2 separate regions of the Mus musculus genome follow, and region 1 is linked to region 2. A link is a loop called in an ENCODE intact Hi-C map of the cell type or tissue named here. Cell type or tissue: gastrocnemius. All regions are shown on one strand.

The links. Peaks named below come from ENCODE experiments on the same cell type or tissue, not always from the same donor. Only the 100,000 strongest peaks of a DNase experiment are listed, where the experiment ranks them.
Region 1: it touches region 2 in a loop (8-fold over the local background); 29 of 42 quality-filtered maps call a loop at or near these places.

The regions. Positions count from the first base shown.
Region 1 is chr11:103,230,706-103,235,705 of GRCm38, forward strand. It overlaps Map3k14 (mitogen-activated protein kinase kinase kinase 14), which reads right to left. Exons shown (of 16, transcript NM_016896.3): 7 at 652-781; 8 at 327-458. All of the region lies in intron 2 of Gm34823 (a long non-coding RNA gene), which reads left to right. Among named protein-coding and RNA genes, the nearest start is that of Gm34823, 15 kb to the left of the region's middle. In gastrocnemius, a CTCF peak has its summit at 2,463 (motif pointing right); DNase peaks (open chromatin) are centred at 2,472 and 3,931; H3K27ac peaks cover 2,269 bases.
Region 2 is chr11:103,323,449-103,328,448 of GRCm38, forward strand. No RefSeq gene overlaps it. Among named protein-coding and RNA genes, the nearest start is that of Arhgap27os3, 19 kb to the right of the region's middle. In gastrocnemius, CTCF peaks have their summits at 1,955 (motif pointing left) and 3,706 (motif pointing left); DNase peaks (open chromatin) are centred at 871, 1,521, 1,964 and 3,708.

The DNA of each region.
Region 1 (5,000 bases), 93 kb before region 2:
TGTTTTGGTGGTGGCTAGCTGAGGCTGGAGGCAGACAGCAGGCAGCATCTGGAGCAGCATCTCTTAGAACACCACTTTCCCAGAGTGCTCTCTCTGCCGCCCCACCCTCTCCCAGAGGTCGTCAGTTGGCAGGAGTTTAGCCTTCAGTTTTCTGTGAGCACCAGCGCAGGAGACTCACAGTGCTAGACGCAGGGCCTAGAGAGATCACCCCGACCCACGAGGCACGGCCCTGTCAGCTGACTCAGGCGTCTACCGTGAAGACAAGCAGGCAGGCCACAGCTGAGGGGGCGCCTGCTGGGATCAGGACATGGTGACTAGGGCCTTACCTTTGACATCGCCATGCAGAATCCTGCGTGTGTGGAGGTACTCCAGCCCCTCCAGGGCCTGGCCCAGGTAGTAAAGGGCTCGGTCTTCTGGCAGACAGCCCATTTGCTTTATGAGCTGACCCAGCGAGCCACCTAGGGAAAGAACAGTCAGTCTTAGTGGGGCTTTCCCAGGCCTACACGCAGGCCGAGGGCAAGAGCGAAGGGCAGGTGAGGTAAGGGAGCAGGGCTAAGAGGTCCGACGTGGCCTGAGAGGCAAGGGTCTAAGTGGGGGTTACCTCTTGGCCTTGAACCTTGAGAGGGATAAAGACGGGACCTGTCTCCTCACCTTCTAGCAGTTCCATGAAGATGTTCACCCACGGGCCTTCTCTCACAGCTCCATAGAGAGGGACGATTCTGGGCGAGCTCAGACCAGCACAGGCCACTAGTTCCTCTACCCGAAACACCTCGAGTCGTACCTGAAAGACCCAGAGGCCCCTGTGTCAGGGTGAGGGGTGCGGGCTGGGGAACCCTTGGAATTCTATGCATAGAAGCTAACAATGCTCTCAGTGGTGGTGCCCAGGCCCAGTGGGACCAGCCCTTGGGAAATGAGCATAACCCATGTATAGTCCCCTGGTGTCAGGTATCAGGGCCACAGTGCTGACTGCATGAAAAACAGTCACACAGAAACATTTCTTTCTTTCCAGACTCCTGGAATTCTCTCCACCCTCAATCTGCAAACACATTCTGTACCCCAGCTCTCTGGGGGAAAATCTCTAGGCCACGAGGTCTTGTGAACCCTGCCTACCCTGTACCTGCTACAGGCCCCATCATGTATCTTAGGTTGGCTTTGAACTTCCAGTCCGCCTCAGCGTAGCAAGTGCTGGGATAATAAGGATGTGCTGCGATGCCTGACTCTGTGAGGAGTCGCTGCACCAGTGGTTCTCAACCTGTGGGTCCCAACCTGAGGGCTGAGTGACCCTTTTACAGGGGTCAATTTATTATGATTCATAATATCAAATTACAGTTAGGAAACAATGATGAAAATAATTTTATGGTTGGGGGTGGTCACCACATGAGGAACTGTATTAAAGGACCATAGCATTGGAGGTGGGCACGCCTTTAATCCCAGCACTCGGGAGGCAGAGACAGGAGGATTTCTGAGTTCGAGGCCAGCCTGGTCTACAGAGTGAGTTCCAGGACAGCCAGGGCTATACAGAGAAACCCTGTCTCGAAAAACAAAAAAAACAAAAAACAAAAAAAACCCAAACAAACAAACAAAAAAAACCCAACAACAACAACAAAAAAAACCAAACCAAACCAAACCAAAAACCCCCCAAATTAAATTAATTGTGTGTATGTGTGTTTAGAGTGCATGCATGTGTTCTGTGTGTGTGAGGAGGGCAGAAGGTTCCAGATCTCCTAAAACTAGAGTCCAGGAGGTTGTGAGTAGCCATGTGGGAGCCAAACATCTGCTGAGCCATCTCTCCAGTCCCCCTCATAGCAACTGCTTTGATTTTTCATAGTGTGTTACGTGTGTTTGTTGATATTGTACTGAAGCAAGGTCTCTGTTGAAACAGAGCTTGCCTGGGGAACTCATGTCCCTGTCTCCAAGTGGCCACCATGCCTGTCTGGCTTTTCTGTGGGTTCTGGGGATCAGAACCCCAGTCCTCGAGATGTAGTTCATCCGCTGAACTCTCTCCCCAGCCCGTTACTTATTTCCTAAAGGACCAAACTGTCCATGGAGACAGGCCTGCAGTTATATTACTGTTTGCCCTGTAGCTATTTCCCTAGCATCTGGGTACACAGAGGCTCCTGGGGATGGGCTGGCCAATGCTTCTCCTAATCTGGAAGTCTGGGGTCACTCCTATTTGTGGGCTCCAGCATCTTGGCATGGCAGGAGGCATTAGGCCATGGATACAAACATCTTGTGCTTAGCTTCTTGGTTAGGCCATTCACAGAAAGGCCTCTTGCTGCCATCAGCCATGTGTCTAAGAGAATGGTGGGGACACAGCTGCCTGCTCAGGGTGGTGTGAGGATTCAGAGAGATGGGGTCTTTCTCCATGCTTGGTGACTAAGACACTTGGGCAGAGCTGGCTTCCCACTTCCTCCTGCCAACTCAATCGAACTTGTTGGCTGCTGTGGGTTCTCTGGAGCGGCACCGCCAGGGGGCGACAGCGGTAACAGACTAGTTTGGCCCAGCTTTTGTTTCTAGACTTGCTCTGTCCATGTTGGGGGTTTGGACATTTGCCTCTCAGTGGACAATGTCTCTCTTTTGGTTACTTAAAGAATATTAAGTTTGGTTAGTTAGCGCATGTAAAGTCCGATGGAGAAGGCTCCCCTTCTCCATGGCCAGACAGCACCTGAAGCACCTCTCTGAACCTCAGGGTTCTCATGCTAGGCTGTGATGGGACGTGAGTGGGAATTTACATTTAAAATCCACTACCAAATGTCTGGTGCTGTTCAGCACTAGACGATGGTTTTCATACAACAGACTCTGGAGGGGTGGCTCTGTGTGATGGGGAAGCTGAGGCTGGCACAAAGGACTCATCTGAAGTCACTGAAAACAGAGTACCACAGCCTTGGTTGGGAGGCCCGACCCTATCGCTGCCGCACTCCAGGTTTAGCTTGGACTCCTGGCCACAGGAGCAGCATTCCCGGGAAGCTGCAGACAGCATCCAACACGGCACAAGTGCGGAAGTCACTTCCCTCCGCTGCAGTGCCAGGGCGCTTGAGCCTGGGGGCAACTTTCCCTCCTCCAACCTCCTTATTTCCTCTAGCACAGTAATCTTTCTCTGTCATAAGTGGGGTATAGGTAACGTCACAAGTTTCTGAAGATTGCAGGAATATCCATGATGGGAGGGAGAACACAGAATGGGACACGGAAGCCTAAGAAGTCAGGGTCCCCATTTCCTCCTCCTCCTTCAGACGGTGTCCCTTTGATCCCTGCTTGCAAACAAGGGTTTGTGGCTGATGCCACTTCTCCAGCACAGCCTGGGTTTGTTTAAAACTCTAGCCCTGGCCAGGGAGATGGCTCAGCAGGTGAAAATCAGCAGAGCCAGCATGTGATCGCAATTTGATCTCTGAAACCCACAGAAAAAGCCAGTGTCGCCCTGCACATCTGTAATGCCAGCATGCTCACAGTGTGAAGGGAGGACTGGCTGGAAGCTCAAGAGGCTGGGAATATAGCTCACTGGAACACACTTGCCTACTGAGTGTGAGGCCCCAGTTCAATCCTGAGACGTCACACACACAACACACACACACAGAGCCACAAAGACCACACATCCCATACACACACCACATACATCACATACCATACACACACCACATACATCACATACCATACACACATACTCTACACACACACACACACACACACACACACACACACACACACACATCACATACCAAATACAGATCTCTCTCACACACACAAAACTACCCACACCCACACCCCACACCCAGTGCATAAGCTGCCTCTGGCCTCCACAGATGTGCTGAGTAAACACACATACACACAAGGCTTCAAAACACTAGTTCCTTTGGATTCCACATCTTTGTCCCCGGTCCCTGTATGGTGTTTGGCACAAAGCAGGTATTCCAGGACAGCTGGTTTGACTTGGCCAGTGACACTCTATTCCAGATCAGTGACAGAGCCAAAAGGAGGCTCCCAGAATTCTATGCTTGGGCCAGATGGCTTAAAGCAAGCAGTTGCTCACTCTTGTTGAGGGCAGATAGTAATTCTTGGAGAATCTGCTTAGTGATATGGTTTCTTTGCCATCAAACTGTGTCCATGACCACACATACAACTCACATGAACTTTAGGATCATGTTCTAAGAATTTAAAGATCCTATAAGTACATTCTCCAACAAGGAGAACTTATTTATTGGTTGCTTAAAAAGCCTGACCATTCTATGTGAACCAAGGAGAAATCCTGCCTAGCATGTCTTTCATGGTGTGTGTGGGGTGTGTGTGTGTGTGTGTGTGTGTGTGTGTGTGTGTGTGAACCACAGTGTAGAATAATCTTTAGGACTGGATCTCATTTTCATAAAAGATAAGCCAAATTTAAACATAAAGAGTCTAAAAAAATAGACGACAGATGGCATTTTTGAGGACAAGGAAAACCTTTGTTTGGTGGCATTTGACTTCATTTATGGTGAGCCAGTACTTGTTTACAATTGAAAAGGGGGCTGGTGAGATGGCTCAGCAGGTAGAGGTGCTTGCTTCCTGCCAACCCCTGGCCTCCACAACTGCATCATGACATGTGTGCCCCCCCCCCACCAGAAACATGTCATAAGAATTAATTAAAGATACATAAAAGATTAAAACCGTAAAAACAAGACAAAGCCTTGCATTAAGGCCTAGATCTGAGGCCGATAAGCATGTGACCTAAGCCTACAGAAGTTTCTGGAAGGAGGACCAAGGGGCAGCCACTTATCCTCAGGCTCCTTCCCAGGAGCAAGGAACGGGAACAGGCAGCCTGAGCCTGACTCCCAGACTGTCTGCTGTTCTCTGCCGGGAACTCAGGGAACTTTTTGTGTATGTAGTATCAGAATTAGAACCCAGGGCCTCATACTCACAAGGCAAAAGCCCTAAAGTGAGCTCTTATGTGGTCTTAGAGCTAAAAACTGTACAGGACAAACTTCAAGCCCTAACCCTTGCACTGAGAGAGAGGAGAGGCTGATGCTACCCCA
Region 2 (5,000 bases):
AACGTCTCACAGAGTTAAAAAAGAAACAGCGTCCAGATGGCAGCATGCCTTGCTCATTGATTGTTCCTGCGGAATTCATTACATATTCCAGTTATTAATCTTTTGATGGATATGATTTACACATGATAGGATCTCCCCAGTGAATATACTTTCTGGGGACGTTATTACTAGAAACCCTGTATCATATGTCTCAGGTGCTTTAAAATAAATAGAATACAAACAGAATATGTAATCTCTACTTTCTAGCTAGCTATCTTGCTCGTGGCCAGCTCTGGCCAGCGTCCCTCGGTCCACATTTACAAGAGACTGCAGTAAGTGTAAAAGGGGCTGAGGAGGTGGCTCATCGTCCTTGCCCTGAAGGTGTGAAGACAGAGTTTGAATCCCCAGGACCCATATTAAACCAGGCAGGTGTGGTGGGAACGGTAATCCTAGCACTGGGGAGGCAGAAACAGGGAGTTGCCGGGACAAGCTGGCTAGCAGGCTGTGCATGCTGGCTGTGAATGTCACTGAATGCTCAGTGAGTGGAGTGTAGAGAGGTTGAAGGAGACAGCCAACATGAAGTCCATTGACTTCAGGTCTTTACGTGTGAGTGTATGCACATGTGCACACACAGATACTCACACACACACCTACACACATGCACACATAAACACACCCCAAACAGTAGTAAAAATAAGTTTCAGAAAGGAATAAAGAGGTGAGCACTCAGGACCTCTGGGAACTTTCTCTGGATGTACCAGGAACATCTCACAGAGTTAAAAAAGAAACAGCGTCTAGACGGCAGCACGCATGCTCACTGTTACGCTTCTGTGCCCTCGTCACTCTGGATAGGACCTGGGCACCTCTTGTACTTGTGCCAGCTGGTGCCGTCCTCCTTGTGAGCCTCACACACCGCCCAGTCAGCATCTGAGCACTGAATGTGGAGAGGGTCTTTAGGAGGGTTGACAGAATGTGATGGACACCTGAGGAACGTTGTTCGGCTGACGGTGTGGAGACAGACTGTGAGACAGGTTGGTTGGTTGATGTAAAGTGGGGCAGAGAACCTTCTGGGAGCTCACAGCTAGAAGACTGAGGAGAGAGAAGGCTGGAAGGAGTAGCGTGCCGAGGGAAGGGAGATGCTGGGACAGTCATCGTTCAGTGTTCATGTGTAGGTGACAAGGAGCAGCAGTCAGCCAGTCAGACAGACAAAAACTCCTATTCTTGATGGACTCTTGGGTTTATGGAAAAGACAGCCTGGGAAGGGCAAAAGCTTCTCAAGCAAACAGGAGGCAGCGGGCAGTTGGGCAGCTTTTCCCTGGGAGGTGTAAACACCTGTTTACTTACCCTGCATAAGGCACCAACAATGGACCAGAAATTATTGCCCCCATGTCTGAGTCTTGTTCGTGGAGACGGTGATTGTTGGGGTTGCTCTTCAGGAGCACAGGCGCCTCAGACAGCTGCATCATGACAAAGCCCGTCCGCTTCAGTCTGGCAGGGCTTCCTTCCAGGTTTTCAGTGTCATCTGGTGCCAGCACACAGCAAAGGCTCGTTAAGGTCCTTCGCCCAGGCCAGATGCATGCTTGGAGAGCGTGTTAGAGAACGCTTGGAGTGTGAAGGGGTCTCTAGAGAAGAAGGGGCCGTGAGTGGGGTGAGAAATTGATACCCAGCGCCACCGCGGACTTGGGAGACCTGGAAATGTGAGGTAGCATGGGTGGGGGGAGGTACTCAGACATCCTCAACAACAATGACCTCTGACTGGGGGAGCTCCCCCCCCCATCTCCTTTCCAAGTTTTGTCTCTTCTAAGGGTATGTGTCCTTTGCTTTACCCCAGCCTTAGAGCTTAAAGTCACACGGAAACCTGTGGGCTAGGACATACTGGAGAAGACACTTGGGTTCGCTTGGCTCATACAAAGTCCCAAAGTGTCCCCTCTCGCTCTGGGTGTGTCTGTGGGATTACCTCTCAGGAAAAAGGGCTCTCGTGCCCCCTGCTGGCAGCTCTGCTCCAAGCATCCCTGTCACTCGCTGAGGATGCTACGGGAAGGTGAGCACCTTTGTGAGAAGCAAGGCGGGTTTCCAGGCTGTAGGGGCTGAGGGGTGGGGGTGGAAGTGGGGTGGGGGCAGGGCATGGGTAGAGGTAGGGAGCGTTGGGGTGGGGTTGGGGAGGGTGGAATACTGACCTGCCAGAGTGGAGGATTGGTTATTCTTCGGAACTCTGGAGGTTTCCAAATTGGTTCACCTCCCTTTATCCTTTACCTCAAGCTAGGAGTGACTTTTCAAAAACCTATCAGAGGCAGTCCTCGGAACCACAAGCCTCATCACTGGTTCTTTTGGGTCTGAAGCCCCTTGTGCCCAGTGCAGAGAGCCCAGTCTCCAGAGGCTACACGCTGTATGAGTTCATCTACAAAACCGTTTCAAAGGAAGAAATGAGAAATGGAGAAAGACCAGGTTGTCAATTGGGGAAGAGACAGGGAGATGTGAAGATAGAGGAACCCCTGGAGGGGGGCTGATGAGGATAGAAACATTTGTTGCTCTTGCATAGGACCCTGGTTCAAGTCCCATCATCCTCACAGCAGCTCACAATTGTCTGTAACTGCAGTTTCGGGGTATCTGAATGTCTTCTTCTGGCACAGGTGGCCACCAGTCAAATACCTACACACAGGCAAAAGTACTCATGAACTTAAAATAATAAGTTAGGGCTGGAGAGGTGGCTCAGCGATTAAGAGCACTGGCTGCTCTTCCAGAGGTCTTGAGTTCAATTCCCAGCAACCACATAGTGGTTCACAACCATCTGTAATGTGATCTGATGCCCTCTTCTGGCACATAGGTGTACATGCAGATAGAGCACTCACATACATTAAATGAATAAATAAAACCTTTTGAAAAAATAAATAAAAATAACATAAAATAGAAATTCCATCCCATTCCTGCTTCCCCAGTTTTGGTAGTAGAGGTTGCCTAGAGCCTCTCACGTTCTGAGCAGGTGTTCTTTGGGTAAGCTGTCTCCCAAGAATGTTGTTTTTGTTTTTGTTTTGGACAGGGTCTTACTCTGTAGCTCTGACTTGCCTAGAACTCACTATATAGACCAGGCTGGCCTCAAGCTCGCAGAGACTCACCTGCTTCTGCCTCCCAAGAGCTGGGGTTAAAGGCATGCACCACCATGTCTGGCAGATATGGGGGTTTTTGAAACAATAGAACCATTCTGTTTTGATTGTGGTGGTGGCTGGGACACTTTGTGCCTGTGACAAAATACAGAATTCTACATAAAGACACACAGTAAGGAGTGTGCAAAGGCCAGAGGAGTAGGCAGTCCCATAGCATAGTAGGGCTCATTAAGACTGGCGTCTCTCAGGACTGATGTGCATAGCAGTTATGTAGGAGGCCATGGTGGGCCCTGGATGCTAACAGTGGCCTGAGACTTCAACACCAGGGGATCAGATACTCTCTTCTGGCCTTAGCAGATACATGCACACACGGGACACACACACACACACAGACTTACAGACAGAGGACGAGGAGGTGGAAAAAGGGAAGGAGAAGAAAGGATCTTGGTGTGTTGCTATTCCAGAACTTGGGATATAGAAGCAGGAGGATGGGAAACTCAAGGTTATCTTTGGCTCTATAGCAAGATGGAGGCCTGTCTGACTGCGTTGTGACTCTGTCTCAACGCTATACAACACAATACAGGAAGACTGGCCGCAGAGTCTTTCTGATGATTGCCACCTAGTGGTGCATGTGAGTACTGCAGGATGGAGCGTGTTCTGTTGGTGGGCACCCCACCTCCACCCCTTTTTAGTAAAAGGAATCTCATATCAAAGGTCTTTTTCTAAGGCCTCTAGCAGGAGAACACCCAGGCTTGAAAGGCCCAGGAAGGCAGGCTCCCTTCCTGCCCTCTTGTCAATATAATGAGACTCATTCCGCTTTGGTCTAGCAAGGCGCTCTACCTCAAACACCCTTGCCTCAAAGCATATAAAAAGTAGCTTTCCTGAGACACTGCTGTTCTGAGGTCTTCAGAAAAGACGGCTGCAGGACCCTGGGATCAAAGGACTCACAGGCCCAGCATGGTGGTCTTGTGGCTGTAAATCTCTAGGACCGGGGCTAGCCTAGAAGACTAATGTGATTTCACAAACATACCTGCACTAGGTTCAGGGTTGGAAAAGCTGCACAAGACTCACTGTGCAATCGTGGACAGCTTCTGAGGCAGATGTAGATGTCTCAGTTTATAGATGAGTGGCCTGGTGCAAGCTACCTGCTAAGATCACTCAATAAGAAATGTCAGGGAGGAGGGGGGAAGCTGGAGAGATGGCTCAGCAGTTACAAGTGCTCCCTGCCCTTCCAGAGGACCTGAGTTTGGTTCCCAGCATTGACATTAGTGCCTTGCAAGCACCTGTAACTCCAGTTCCAGGGGCTCTGACACCCTCTTCTAGCCTCCACTAACATCCATGCAAAAAATAGAATAAAAATATTTTTTTTTTAAAAAAAGGGCAGGGTTGGAATGTGGTCTCCGGATACTTGCCTTTTGATATTTTCAGTTGTGAATGAATATTACATTTATTTACAGTGTGTGTGTGTGTGTGTGTGTGTGCATGTGCGTGCACTCGCATCCATGTTCACATAAATATGCAGAGAAAAACTTCGGGGAGCCAGTTCTCTCTATTCTACCATGTGATTCCAGGGATCAAACTTGGCTCTTCAAGGTTGTTGTCACAGTTCTTTACCCACTGAGTTATCTCTCTCACCCATGAACAAGTATTTATTGAACTCCCATTATGTCAGTCTCTATGATAGGTAATGAGGACACAACAAAACCTTCTCCCTCTGGACGCTTTCGGGGTTAATAACTCATCATGATATCCAGCTGTAAAGTGGTCAATGAAGACAAGAGATACATGCAGGTCTCTAATAGTGTATACAGGGGAAGGTGGCACAGGTGAGAAATGGTGACTTCAGAACAACACTGAAAGACAGCTGACTAAGCAAAGGAAAAAGTGGGAAAGAACACAGCCCATACAAGGGTCCTGGGG